2 separate regions of the Homo sapiens genome follow, and region 2 is linked to region 1. Evidence: read pairs that join two places in POLR2A ChIA-PET (ENCODE). Cell type or tissue: A673. All regions are shown on one strand. Each heading gives the region's core, and the rest is flanking DNA. Links, peaks and the distances in the headings are about the cores only. Region 1 has its middle 49 kb from the start of PLCG2. Region 2 overlaps CMIP (c-Maf inducing protein).

Region 1 (6,860 bases), core at 1,376-5,375:
AAACAAAACAAAAAACAAACAAACACAAGAAAAGGAATTGGGGCACTGAGGGGGCAGGAATTGAGACAGCATTTACATGTTGGTAAAATCTTTCTACTTAGCATGCATGTTTACGGAGAGGCTTTCCAAGCCACCGGGGAGCACTGTCCCATCAAACCCCAAGCACTAAAGGTCTCAGGCATGACCTCCTGGAATGGGTTCTGGCAGAATGGACTTGCAGAGGTAAGATTCCCAGGTCTACCCCAAAGTCTCAATTGAGAGCCAGCATCTGTCTCTTGCAATTGATTTTTTAAAATAAGAGTATATTCATTTACAAAGGACTTGTAGATCATAACCGTGCACCCGTGGAATAAATGAATGAATGAATGAAAAATGCCAGTGTGAAGAACAGAAAGCAGCTCTTCTCATGGAATGAGGGGCGGTGGATCGGGCATCTGACCTACATCTAAACTCAGGGGTTGGGCAACGAGACTGGAATTTTGATCTTGGGCTGCAGACCATCAGAGATGTGCCTGGGGCAGGCAGTTGTAGACTCAGTCAGAGCTGCATCCTTATTAGACGTGGATCCCAAAGTGCATCCAGAGCCCCCGTTTCCACTGCCCATCATCCCATCAGGAGAGGGCCCTGCCTTTGCTTCTCACAGCCTTTCATTCATCCAGTCACCCATTCATTTATTCACTGAGCACAATGTATCAAGTAGAACCTTTAAAAAGTTGTGCTAAGTGGAAGAGGCCAGTCACAAAAGTCCACATAATGTGTGATTCCATTTATACGAACATCCAGAGTGTCTATAGAAACAGAAAGTAGGTTAGTGCTTGCTTAGGGCTGAGGGGGATGGGGGATAGGAGGGTGACTGCCCACAGGTACAGGGTATCATTTTTGGGTAATGAAAAGGTTCTAAAATCGACCATGATGATGTCTGCACAGTTCTGAATACACTAAATACCATTGCAGTGCACACTTTCTAAGGGTGAATTGAACGGTGTGTCAATTAAACCTCAATAAGGCCATCTAAAAATATGTGTTGAGCACTTACTGTGTGTTGGGCACACTGGGGACTCAGGAGTGAATGGAACTAATGCCATCCTCACCCTCAGGCCACATACAGTGTGGGGATGGAGGCAGCTGCTAAACAAATGATCATACAAATCATTTTCCTTTTTGTTTTGCATTCTATTTTGTTTTTAATGGACACTGTAAACCAAAAATAAAATTGTAAGGCCCTGCAACCTTCTGAATGGACCCCTCCTCTAGGCCAAGGACATTCTAGAATGAACCTGAAAATCTAGTTCAGGCCGTCATGGAAGAGGGGGTTGGACATTTCTTATTATACCCTCCAGCTTTAACACAGACCTTAAGTCTGATAAGAAACATTTACAATCTATTCTCTCTGAAGCCTGTTACGTGAAGGCACCATCTGCATGATAACACCTTGGTCTCTACAACCCATATGGCAACTCAGACCTTTTCTTTTCTTTTCTTTTCTTTTCTTTTCTTTCTTTCTTTCTTTCTTTCTTTCCTTCCTTCTTTCCTTCCTTCCTCCATCCCTCCCTCCCTCCCTTTCTTTCTGTCTTTCTGTCTTTCTCCTTCCTTCCTTTTTTTTTTTTTTTGAGACAGAGTCTCTCTCTGTCGCCCAGGCTGGAGTGCAGTGGCGCCATCTCGGCTCACTGCAAGCTCCGCCTCCTGGGTTCACGCCATTCTCCTGCCTCAGCCTGCCGAGTAGCTGGGACTACAGGTGCCTGCCACCATGCCTGGCTAATTTTTTTGTATTTTTAGTAGAGACGGGGTTTCACTGTGTTAGCCAAGATGGTCTTGATCTCCTGACCTCATGATCAGCCTGCCTCGGCCTCCCAAAGTGCTGGGATTACAAGCGTGAGCCACCACGCCCGGCTGTCTTTCTTTCTTTCTTCCTTCCTTCCTTTCCGTGAGCCAGCATGCCCTTCCTCCCTCCTCCCTCCCTCCCTTCCTTCCTTCCTTCCTCTCTCTCTCCTTCCTTCCTTCCTCCCTGCCTTTCTTTCCTTCCTTCCCTTCCTTCCTTCTTTTCTTCCTTTCTTTCCTTCCTTCCTTTCTTCCCTCCCTCTCTTTCCTTCTTTCCTTCCTTCCTTCCTTTCTTTCTCTTTCTTTCTTCACAGGGTCTCACTGTGTTGCCCAGGCTGGACTGCAGTGGCATGATCTTGTCTTACTGTAACCTCCACCTCCCAGGTTCAACCCACCTCAACCTGCCAAGTAGCTGCAGTTACAGGCATGTGACCCCACACCTGGCTAATTTTTGTATTTTTAGTAGAGATGGGGTTTTACCATGTTGTGCAGGCTGGTCTCGAACTCCTGACCCCAAGTGATCCACTCACCTCAGCCTCCCAAACTGCTGAGATTACAGGCGTGAGCCACGGCACCCGGCCACGACTCAGACATTTCTTACTACCGATAATAACTTTTCAACCAATTGGCAATCAGAAAAATTTACATCCATCTACAACCTGGAAGGCCCTGCACACTTTGAGTTGTCCCACGCTTCCAGATGGAACCAATGTCAGTCTTACACATATTGACGTATTACGCCTCCCTAAAATGTATAAAAACAAGCTGTACCTTGACCTCCTTCGACACATTCAGGATCTCCTGAGGCTGTGTCACCGGCACGTCCTTAAACTTGGCAAAATAAACTCTCTAAATTGATTGAGCCCTGTCTCAGATACTTTGGGGTTCACAATACTTGGCAATGGTACATATTTATGGTTTCCATACATGTATACATTGTGTAATGATCAAATCAGGGTAACCAGCAAATCCATCACCCCAAACCTTGATCATTTCTTTGTGGTGAGAACATTCAGACGTCTCTTGTCGCTGTTTGGAAACACACACCACGTTATTGTTAACTGTCCTCACCCTGGGGACAGCAAGGAGGGCCGAAAGGAAGTGCAGGCTGCTGTGAGCGCCTTCAAGAGGGGGCAGCACTGAGCTCACCTGCGAGCCTAGGCCTGGAGAGCAGCTGGAGTCTCCAGCCCGAGGGGAGGCGGAGGAGGAAACTGCCTTGCAGGCAGAGGGAAGAGCATGTGCGGAGGCCCCGAGGCAGAGCCTGGCAATTCGTCGGCGGAACAGATGCTGGAAGTGGGGAGGAGGAGGAGGAGGAACAGGAGGAGGTACGGGGGTCTGGGCCGCTGTAGAGAGCCGAGGCCTCTGAAGTCTCAGCACTAGGGCAGTGGGAAGCTGTTACAGGGTAGACGCCCGGGATGTGGGAGGGGCTATATGATAATCTGGGAGGTTTTTTGTTTTTTTTTTTTTTTTTTTTTGAGATGGAGTTTTGCTCTTGTTGCCCAAGCTGGAGTGCAATGGCGTGATCTCGGCTCACCGCAACCTCCGCCTCCCGGGTTCTAGTGATTCTTCTGCCTCAGCCTCCCGTGTAGCTGGGATTACAGGCATGCGCCACCATGCCCAGCTAATTTTTGTACTTTTAGTAGAGACGGGGGTTTCACCTTGTTGGTCAGGCTGGTCTCGAACTCCCGACCATAGATGATGCGCCCGCCTTGGCCTCCCAAAGTGCTGGGATTGCAGGCGTGAGCCACTGCGCCCGGCCTGGGAGTTGTTCTGTATTGTGGAGTAAAGGGAGGCAGAGGTGAAGCCATCGAGAGAGCAGCGAGCTCATCGCTCCCCACATTCTATTAAAATGCACATTCTCCCGGGAGGGGGTTTCCAGTTAATGAAACAGGAAGCGAGGTCTGTTGAGCTTGCAACCAGCTGAGAGCAATTTGAGGACAAAAGGGAAGGGCGGGAAGAAGCGGGATCTCGGGAAGGTGGCAGGCAGGTGAGAGCCTGGCTGGCCCGTTCACGCCTGTCTGCCCCTGGTGGCCAGGACGGGAAGGTCAGAGGACAGGGTCGGAGGCGCCAACGCTCCTGGGGTCCCAGCTGCTGCAGATCCGGGCTGGGGCTGGGCCTGGCCGCTGCTGGGGGCGGGAGGCAATTCCCAGCCCCGGGCCGGTGACGTCAACGTTGTCATGGAGACCCGGCTTCCCTGCCCAGCGTTGCAGCTGCGGGAGCCCGGGCTGGGAGGCTCTGTGAGGCTGAGGGAAGCAGAGGGCACAGACCTGGGTCCTGCAGGCGGTGGCTCCACCTAAGAGCACAACCCTGCCAGAGGCAGGATGCCCAGAATGGGCGGGGCTCCCTGCTGCACCCAGCCCGCCCCGACCCTTGCCGCCCAGACGTGGCTTCGGCCTTGCGCTGGCTCCTGGGGTAGCGGATGGGGAACCCCCTGAGATGGGGGCCCAGGCTTCCCCACCTTGGGGTCCAGGGACTGCCCTCTCAGGGGCGGACTCAGTCCCCAATCTGGAAGTTGTCTTGGCATAAGAGTGTTCTGGCATGCTCCTGTCGTCGTCCCCTTAACAGGAGTGTTTCCGGACCAAACTGAGGGTGGGGCTGCTTATTCTCGCGGCCCAATAACGAGATGCAGATGAACGGGGAAAGGAAGGAGTTGATTTCTGTAACCGGGTGCAGGGAGAAGGCCTGGAAATTATCCCCAGACCAACTCAAAATTACAAAGTTTTCCAGAGATTATGTACCTTCTAAGCTATATGTCTACGTCTGAGTGTGTATTCATCTAAAGACATAAGTGATTAACTTCTTTCTTTCTTTCTTTTTTTTTTTTGGAGACGGAGTTTCACTCTGTCACCCAGGCTGGAGTGCAGTGCACTGCAGTTCACTGCAACCTGTGCCTCCTGTGTTCAAGCAATTCTCCTGCCTCAGCCTCCTGAGTAGCTGGGATTACAGGCATGCACCACCCCGCCCAGGCTAATTTTTCTATTTTTAGTAGAGACAGGGTTTCACCATGTTGGTCAGGCTGGTCTCGACCTTCTGATCTTGTGATCCAACCACCTGGGCCTCCCAAAGTGCTGGGATTACAGGCTTGAGCCACCATGCCTAGCCGTGATTAACTTCTATAACTAAGGTCTGAGTCCTGAAGCTCTTCCTCTGGAGCCTCAGTAAATTTATTTAATCTAAATGGGTCCAGGTGCTGCGGTGATTACCCTTATCTTGTCTCCTGCTAAATCATGGGGGTTTGGGGAGTTCCTTCAGACCCCCAATAAACTTGCCTGTGGAGGCCTGGGGAGTTATTTCAGACCCCCAGTAAAACTTGTTTAATCCTAAACAGGTCCTGTTAAGAATTCCTTCGTTATCCTGTCATGCTTCAAGGCCCAGGAAAGGCCCAGGCAAAACTCTTGGTGGGCTTTTGTGACATTCCAGCCTTTGTAGAAGGGCACTGGCTCTCTCAGCTATTAATGTTTCACTGAACTACTCGGTCAGTGCCGAAGCCGTTGTGATGAAGCCTGCGTTAGTGAGACCCGGCCTGCACAGGAGCACATGAAGAGGGAACCAGAAGCCTCTTACTGACCTCCTTCCACTCCCCCCGTTCTGTTTCCAATGCCTATTCACTAAGGAACATTGACCGAGCCCCTCCTTGTGCCAAGCAGTGTCCTGAATGCTTTATGAGGTCACGGAATCCTCCCTGTGGCCCCAGGACCTACAAGGGACATTTTGGAAGCCGCTGGTTTATTTATTGTTGAGCACATATGTGTTCACACATGTGTTCCCTGGAGCACATGTGTGAAATGGTGTTCTTCTTGGCGCTATGGACTGCTCTGTCAAATCTTTCCAGTTTGTTTTTTTAATAGATGTATTTTTTGTTTTTGGAGACAGGGTCTCACTCTGTCACCCAGGCTGAGGTGCACTGGCACCATCATAGCTCACCGCACCCTCCACCTCCTGGGCTCAAGTGATCCTCCCACATCAGCCTCCTGAGTAGCTGGGACTACAGGCCAGTGCTACCATGCCTATTTTTAAATTTTTTATAGAGACGGGGTCTCACCACGTTGCCCAGGCTGGTTTCAAACTCCTGGCCTTCAGTGATCCTCCTGCCTTGGCTTCTTAAAGCACTGGGATTACAGGTGTGAGCCGCCATGCCTGGGCTTTTCCAGTTTCTTAAAATACCTTTAGTAGCACAAAGTCAGTCTAAGCTAGTTAAGACTTTGGCCTCAAAACTCAGTTCACGTTTCCTTCAGCCCCTCCCTTTTCTGAGCACCTGCCTCATTTTGCTGGGGTTGCCCTTGTCCTCCGTAGGCCATTGCTGCTTCTCTGGCTGACAACAGGGATGTTCAAATGGTGGTCCAGGTGTGAGCTTTGGGAGAGACCCCATGAGGCAGGGGTGGAGGTGATGGTCCCCAGGCCATATTCCCCCCAGCCCCTTCCCCCTGTGGGCCACCTCCCGCTGCCCCCTGCTGGGTCTCTTCTTCCTTTCTGGGTGGCATAACAGGAAGCTATCTCAGGCTTACTGCCTCCTGGTGTCCACTTGACTCCCAGAAAGTCACACTGCCCTGACCTGTAGACTGGAGGACATTGCTGTGGTCACCTCTCCCCACCCAGGCACCTCTTGCTAGCTGCCTTTCTCTAGTCCAGGCAGGCAGCATGAAGATCAAGCATCACCTGCCTTGGGCTGGGGGTGGCTGGAGGACAGGAGTGAACCCGGAACCTGGGAAGGAGATTTCCCTCTTTTTCTCTCCCTGCTCATGGACCTCAAGTCTTCTGTTGGAGGTGGGATGACATATGGAGAGAGTGGAACATTTTGCACCACTTTTTAATAAGCCCTGAAGTCGTCTTTTAGTTTTCTACCTTTAGAACATGGGGAACTCATGCCTAGATGGTGATTTCTAGACTGCTAGAGAAGGCTCACTCAGTCTCCTCTTATTTTGACCATCCATCTACCCAATGATCCATCCACCCACCCTCTATCCATCTATTCTCCATCCATCCAGCCATCTACTTATTCATCCATCTGTCCATCCTCTCTCCATCCACCCTTCCACCTACCC
Region 2 (6,860 bases), core at 1,453-5,452, 260 kb before region 1:
ATAGATTAGGAACTTAAGGCCCAGAGTCGTTAAATGACCCTCAAGGGAGCCAGTGGGATTTTTTTGAAGCCTTCTCCACACCAGGGTGTTCGCTCTTAAGAGATGATTTTGGGTTAAACAAAGTGTGGTATAGAGGAAAGCACCTGGGTTTGCAAAGCAGTGCCTGGATCTGGGTTCACATCCCAGCAATGCCTCTTGTTGCTTGTAACTCTGGGTAGATCACATGAGTTCTCTGACCCTCATCTTGGAAACTGAAATTCCCATCCCTACATCCCAGGATTGTGAGAGTAAATGACATGGTATATTTATCCAACATTCAGCAGTATGTGCTGGGCACCGTTCTAGGCATTGCGTGTTGCGGTGAGCTGCATAGGCAGTTCTCATGGAGCTGGCTGCCCTCATAAAGATGAGGCTAGTTTTCTTCCTCTTTCCTTCTCGGAAACCCATGGAACTGTGTTGTCATCATTATCTTTTACTTCTCTTCTGTCATATCCACTTAAATTTTGGTCCATTTCTGCATCCCATGACTTGCTTTGGGAAGTGATTTATTTTTTCTTTCATTCCTGGTCTCATTTCCATTCTTGTGTCTGGGTGGATGGTCAGTGAGTCCTTTGTCACAGTCACCAAAAATCAAAATGACAGACTATTCCCTGCTGAATGGATGTTCTGGGGTACTGGGTCTAGATTTGGGAATGACATACTCCCTTTGAAAATGTGCTGAAAGCTATGGATCCTTGGGCTGGCAAAATGGTAAGACAGAGCAGGGCTTATAAAACTTAGCAACTATGTGTTTTTTAGCATCCATAATATAGGCATTCTTAGGGATTCATGGACACCTCCCTCTCTAGGGCAATAAACCAGGCTAGGGGGTCAGTGACGCTTCCCCAGCAGGAAATGGAGCTTTGCACAGAAATAAACATGTAAGTGATAAAAAAAAAAATGTTTCATTAAGTAGAAAGATCAAGGTTTTTATTCAGAGTTTTGCTCCTTTGGCCAGGTAAGTGTGGGGCTGGTCCCTGCAGCGTTTTCTGTACTTGCTTGAGCTGTGTTTAGTCTTCTTGGTTATGGTGAAATATTTTTTCTTTTATCCCAGTCTGGAGTTTCAAGGTTGGCACTTCTTGCCCCTAAAATGTTTGTTTTAAGATTTAGAGCAGTTCTTCACTCTCTGATAAGGTGTAGTGCATCACTGGAGCTGCGTTGTGATTGAGTCCGAGGGCTGTTCTGCTGGAATCAGGCAGATGGTGGCTCACTGCTCAGCTTTGCCCTGGCTCTCAGTGTGACCTTGGGCTGCCTCACCTCCCTGACCTGTAAAGCAGAGGGACAGAGTGACCACAAACCCTTGATGACCAACGATTAAAGAATACTAAGCATGAGAAAATATGCCCAGGGAGTATCCACAGAGGCAAAGGCAGTCTTGGCATTTGAACGCCTGGAATTTGGGAAGTATGGATCCTTTACTGAGTCTCTATCATGGAGGCTACCTGGCAAATTCAGCTGATGTGAATGGAGCAGTGGACGATGAGTGCAGGTCTAATGGGCTCCTTCCTTCTGGATACCAAGGACTTCACCTTCAGCAATGGTAAGCAAGCACCACTAAGAGAAGCTGAGGGTTTTCCTTGGTTGTTAACATTTTAAGGACCCCAATAAACAAGTTTCCTCATTGTCTTTGTTTCTCCCCAGGTTGGCTGGCCCCGATCTTTAGCCACACCCTAGAGCAAAACGTCACTTAAATGACTAGAGAGGGACAGAGTTCCTTGGGGCCATTTCAGATTTAGACATGGAATTTTTCTGGGATAATTCCTTTGCCACTGAATTTTGCATTTGCATGTTCTAAAGCCAAAAAAAGGAGTTGAACTTTCCCTTTTGTTTGCTTCATTACTCCCACTACGTTTGGCGGGACGGCGGTTGTGGTTTTTATTCTCAGATTTGTTTTTATGAGCGTGCTGTGCGCATGGAGTCCTCTCTCCTCCCTGAGGATTTTGTAGGACGATTCAAGCCGGCTCTCTGCCCAGCTGGGTACCGATTGCCAGGGCTGGACCGGGTGAAATAATGGAACCTGCCATTTCTCAGGCACCTATGATGTGCCAGGCACTTATTCAGCCCCCTGGGTGGGCAGTGTCCCCGTGTTACAAGAGAGGGGACAGGTACCCCAGGCCCTTGGCCTCCAGGGTCACATGGCTGTGGGTTGTGGAGCTGCGATGCAAACCCAGGTCAGGCCGACTCGAGCTCGTGTGTCTTTTCCTAGGCTCCACTGCTTTTCCTGAGACCTCAGGGGACTTCCCAGGTGTCCTTTATGTGCCCACTCTTGTATGGTTCCACCTAAGGAAAAATGAAGTAGGTGTTGGTTGGACAACAAGGCAGGCCTTGGAGAGTTCTCCTTCATTTCTCCTGCCCCTCAGCCTCCTTGCCAAGCTTGAGTGCAGCCAGGATTTTCCTAGTCCCTTGAGTTACCTGGCCGGGGTGGCTTTTTCCAGGCAGCCAGCTCAGGGAAGAAGCTAGGGCTCCATCCACCTCACCTTTGTGATCTTCTGAGGGAGCCGCAGCCAGTGTGTAAGGGAAGCAGGGGTAGAGACAGTAGCTTTGTCATTAGTCTCCGCATTTCACAGGTGAGAAAAGGAGTCTCCCAGGGGAAGTGGCGTGGGCACAGTGAGAGGTGGCTGGCTAAGCCAGAGCTCTTCCTAGTGCCAGCACCTTCCTAGAATTAGCTGTGAGACTGAAGAGAGGAAAGATGACATCTGGTCACAGGCTCCACATCTGGTCCGATGGGGCAGATGCCTTGATTTCACAGTTGGCGAAACTGAGGCCCAGGTAGAGAGACTGCCCCAGTCGCTGTCCCTACCCCGGTACAGCATGCTGTTTTCTCACTTTGTCTATTTGATGATGCAACCAGGAAAATCTTGATCAGGGAAGAGTGAAGGTCTCATTCATTCATTCATTCATTCATTCATTCATTCGTTTTGGCAGCTGAAGTTCTGAGGTTTTAAAAAAATTTTTTTATTGTGGTAAAATATGCATAACACAATACTTATCATTTTATCCATTTGTAAGTGTACAATTCAGTGGCATTAAATACATTCACAGTCACCACTGTCTACACCCAGAACTTTTTCATCATCCCCAGCACAAACTCTGTACCCATTCTCTCCTCGTCCCAGCCCCTGGTCACTGCTGTTCTACTTGCTGTCTCTATGAGTTTGCCTATTGAAGTACCTGAGCTAAGTGGAATCATACGGTATTTGTCCTTCTGTGTCTGGCTTATGTCACTTAGTGTGAGGTTTTTACGTTCCCCCCATGTTTAGCACATGCCAGAATTTCCTTCCTTTTTAAGGCCAAATAATGTTCCATTGACTGGATAGACCACATTTGATTTATCCATTCTTCGGTCGACAGACACTTGAGTTGTTCCCTTGTTGGCTGTTGTGGGTAACGCTCCTGTGAACATTGGTGCAAGTATTTATTATCGCCCCTGCTTTTGGTTCTTTTGGATATACATCTACGAGCGGACATTTATTTTTTAAAGATGTTCACCCCCCTTACCCATTACATAAAGAACTCGGGTTTGTTGTAGCACAGTTAGATAACGCAAATAAACAGAAGAAAACCAAATCCACCTAGAATGCCGACAGCCAGAGATGATAATTAACATTTTTGTAGGGTGTTCATTTGCATGTGCCGTTTTTTCCATCCATACTTGATGATGCTGTACCTGGACAGTCTTTGGTGTTGTGGGCTGGATCTTCATTTAGAAACATATATAAACCAGGCCTGAGGCCCTGCTGTGGAGGGAGGGGATGCCAGCTGGACTTTCACTACCACCAGGTTGCGTCCTTGATAGGGGCAGGATGCACCCCGTGTCTGACGCTGTGTCCTGCTGTGCTTGCTTCCTTTTCCTGTTCTCTGTCCCCAGACTGGACCCCGTACGTTTGTTACCAGTCCCTAACACTCACTGTCCCAAGAAGGCTGCCTCGCACAATGCCTGGTTGTGGTTAGTGCTCAATAAGTATTTGTTGAATGAGCTAATAAGAAATGATCGATTGAATGAACGAATGAGAGAAATTCCCCAGCGAGCTGACCTTGGGCCTGGCTCAGCTGAACCGTGAGAGGGCCTCTCTGGCTCGACCATTTCGCCTGTGGTGGTGACTGGGCAGAGTGACCCAGCACGGTGAGCTGTCCTTGCTGTCACCTGTGGGAAAGGCAGGGGTTGTGCCTGTGGCCCTGGCTCAGACAGCAGGGCCCTGTGAGTTCCCTCGCTCCAGACCTTCGCTCAGGGTCTTCTGGGTGTCAGGTGCCCGGCTGAGGGCTGGGCTGTGGGGTGAACCAAACACAGCCCCACTAGAACACCTTCGTTCCAGTCGGGGAGACAACCCTTGCAGAGAAGAAGCTGGTAATTTCAGGTGGCAAGAAGTCGATGATGAAAAATACATCCTTGTCCTTTCCTTTTTCTTTTCTTCTCTCTTGTTTTCATTTGTTTTTTTTTTACTTTTTATTTTGTCTTATTTTTTTGAGGTAGGGTCTCGCCCTGTCACCTAGGCTAGAGTTCAGTGGCACAATCACAGCTTGCTGCAGCCTCAGCTTCCTGGGCTCAAGTGATCCTCCCACCTCAGCCTCTCGAGTAGCTGGGCCTGCGGGTGTGTGCCACCACATCCAGCTAATTTTTAAATTTTTTGTAGAGATGGGGTTTTGCCATCTTGTCCAGGCTGGTCTTGAACTCCTGCGATCAAGTGATCCTCCTGCCTTGGCCTCCCAAAGTGTTGGGATTACAGGCATGAGCCACTAGGCCTGGCCTCTTTCCCTTTTTAAAAAAATTACTTCATTTGGCTGTTTCTTGGTTGATTGGAGGCCAGGGATGTGCAGTTGCTGTGTTTGAATCTTAGCTCTGCCACTTACTAGTGATGATCTTGGCAATGGTTTTGAGCTTGGCGAGCCTCAGTTTCCTTGTCTGTGTAACGAAAGATGGGGGTGTGTCTACATCACAGGGTTATCATGAGGCATAACTGAGACATTGCTCAGGAAGCACTTCTTATTGGTATTACTTACGAACGGGCCATGATTGCATAATGAATCTGATGGCTACATGCTTTTGAAATTACAAAACCAATGCCATCCAATTGATTGGTGATCTGCCTGGGATAGGAGCAAGTTAATGCATTGACCATGGGGGGCTTAGCACAGCGCCGTTTCCCTGGGAGACTTGGGCTGAACCGAATTTGTTCAGCCAAAGATTCTGCCTCCTCCCTGGGAACTAGGAACAAAAGGGCCTTGCTTGAAAGAGGCTGTTGTTCCTTCACCAAGTTTAGAAAGCCAAAGTTCAGTTTCTGCAACCAGTTCCAGGAGTTATGTGGCAGGGCTAGACTTTTTCCTTTTTTCTTGTGCCTAATTTTGGGCCAGTTCTTCTGGTTAGATGATTGAGGTGACCAGAACATACAGGAAAATAAACAGAAACCCCCAAACTGCCCTTTGAAGCTGTCCATCCTCGCTGGGCAGGAACAAGGATCTTCTTGGGCTCTAGAAGTTTTTTTTAGTTGAGCGAGTTTCCATCCCACCAGGCAAGGGGCTTAGGCGAGGTTGTGTGATGTGGGCCCACGCCCTTGGGCTGGACGTGGACCCATGTTTGTCACCGGTCCCTAACACTCACTCTGGGACCTGGGCACATCCCGCAACCAGTCTGAGTGCCCCAGCCTGGTGTTCCCATCCCAGATGAGGCGCTTGACAACCTTCTGCCCCGTTGGGAAGGTGGGACAAAGCCTGCCTAGTGAGGCAGGGGCTTAACATAGAGCAGCCTCTATAGCAGTGCCCCCAGCAGCGGTGCCTCTCCCCCTCTGTGAGGCTCCCCTCAGTTTCTCTTTACCCCGTAAAGGCCTCCTGTGAGAAGATGAGAGGATTTGAATGCGCCACCCTCAAAAATGGCATTTATACCCCAGGTTTGGTCTGGAAAAAAGAGGAATTTAGTGTTTTTACTTTTCCTGGCCTCTTCTCTTTTGCTCCTTTATTTTTTTCTTTTTCTTCTTTATTTTTTTTTTTTTGAGATGGAGTCTCGTTCTGTCACCCAGGCTGGAGTGCAGTGGCATGATCTTGGCTCACTACAACCTCCGCCTTCCAGGTTCAAGCGATTCTCTTGCCTCTACCTCTCGAGTAGCTGGGATTACAGGCATGTGCCACCATGCCTGGCTACTTTTTAAATTTTTATTAGCAATGGGGTTTCGCCATCTTGCCCAGGCTGGTTTTGAACTCCTGGACTCAAGCAATTCACCTGCCTCGGCCTCCCAAAGTCCTGGGATTATAGGTGTGAGCCACCGTGCCTGGCCTTCTTTTTTTTTTTTTTTTTTTTTGAGGCAGAGTATTGCTGTATTTCCCAGGCTGGAGTACGGTGATGAAATCACGGCTTACTGCATTCTCAACCTCCCAGACTCAAGCGATCCTCCCATCCCAGCCTCCCCAGTAGCTGGGATCACAGGAGTGCACCACCATGCCCGGCCCTTGCTCCTTTGTTTCTAATGTGGGGCTCCTGTGGTCCTCTAGTCCAGGTGAACAAGTCTTTGAAATGCACGATCAGGGGCAACCTTTTGGGTAGCTTTTTGGAGCCCAAGATAATGAGCGGGCTTTCCTGGGCAGGGGCCAGAGGGCTGGGGAGGCAGAAGGCCATGGTTCTCTATGTTCATCTCAGGCTCCCAAGCCTGTCTTCAAGATAAACTGTAAAGTGTGCTCACTCTCCCACTGCCCACTCAGACCCCCAGGTGATGTGTCCGTTTTCTGGAAGTAGAGCGCAAACTCAGAGAGAGGCCGGGGCTGGAATTCCAGCTCTGCGGCCCCATCTGCATGAGTGTCCCTCTCCTTGCGGGTAAATTGAGGGCAAGGATGGA

Evidence for each region. ChIA-PET counts read pairs that join two places held together with the same protein. Peaks named below come from ENCODE experiments on the same cell type or tissue, not always from the same donor. Only the 100,000 strongest peaks of a DNase experiment are listed, where the experiment ranks them.
Region 2: POLR2A ChIA-PET joins it to region 1 with 7 read pairs; 3 of 35 experiments call an interaction of 5 or more read pairs at or near these places.

The regions. Positions count from the first base shown.
Region 1 is chr16:81,726,585-81,733,444 of GRCh38, forward strand. No RefSeq gene overlaps it. Among named protein-coding and RNA genes, the nearest start is that of PLCG2, 49 kb to the right of the region's middle. In A673, for the core only: CTCF peaks have their summits at 2,947 and 3,855 (motif pointing left); DNase peaks (open chromatin) are centred at 3,717, 3,977 and 4,387; H3K4me3 peaks cover 622 bases; H3K27ac peaks cover 2,021 bases.
Region 2 is chr16:81,461,576-81,468,435 of GRCh38, forward strand. The region is part of intron 1 of CMIP (c-Maf inducing protein); the gene reads left to right. Among named protein-coding and RNA genes, the nearest start is that of CMIP, 20 kb to the left of the region's middle. RefSeq lists an enhancer at 2,197-2,736. In A673, for the core only: no CTCF peak of the experiment used is centred there; no DNase peak of the experiment used is centred there.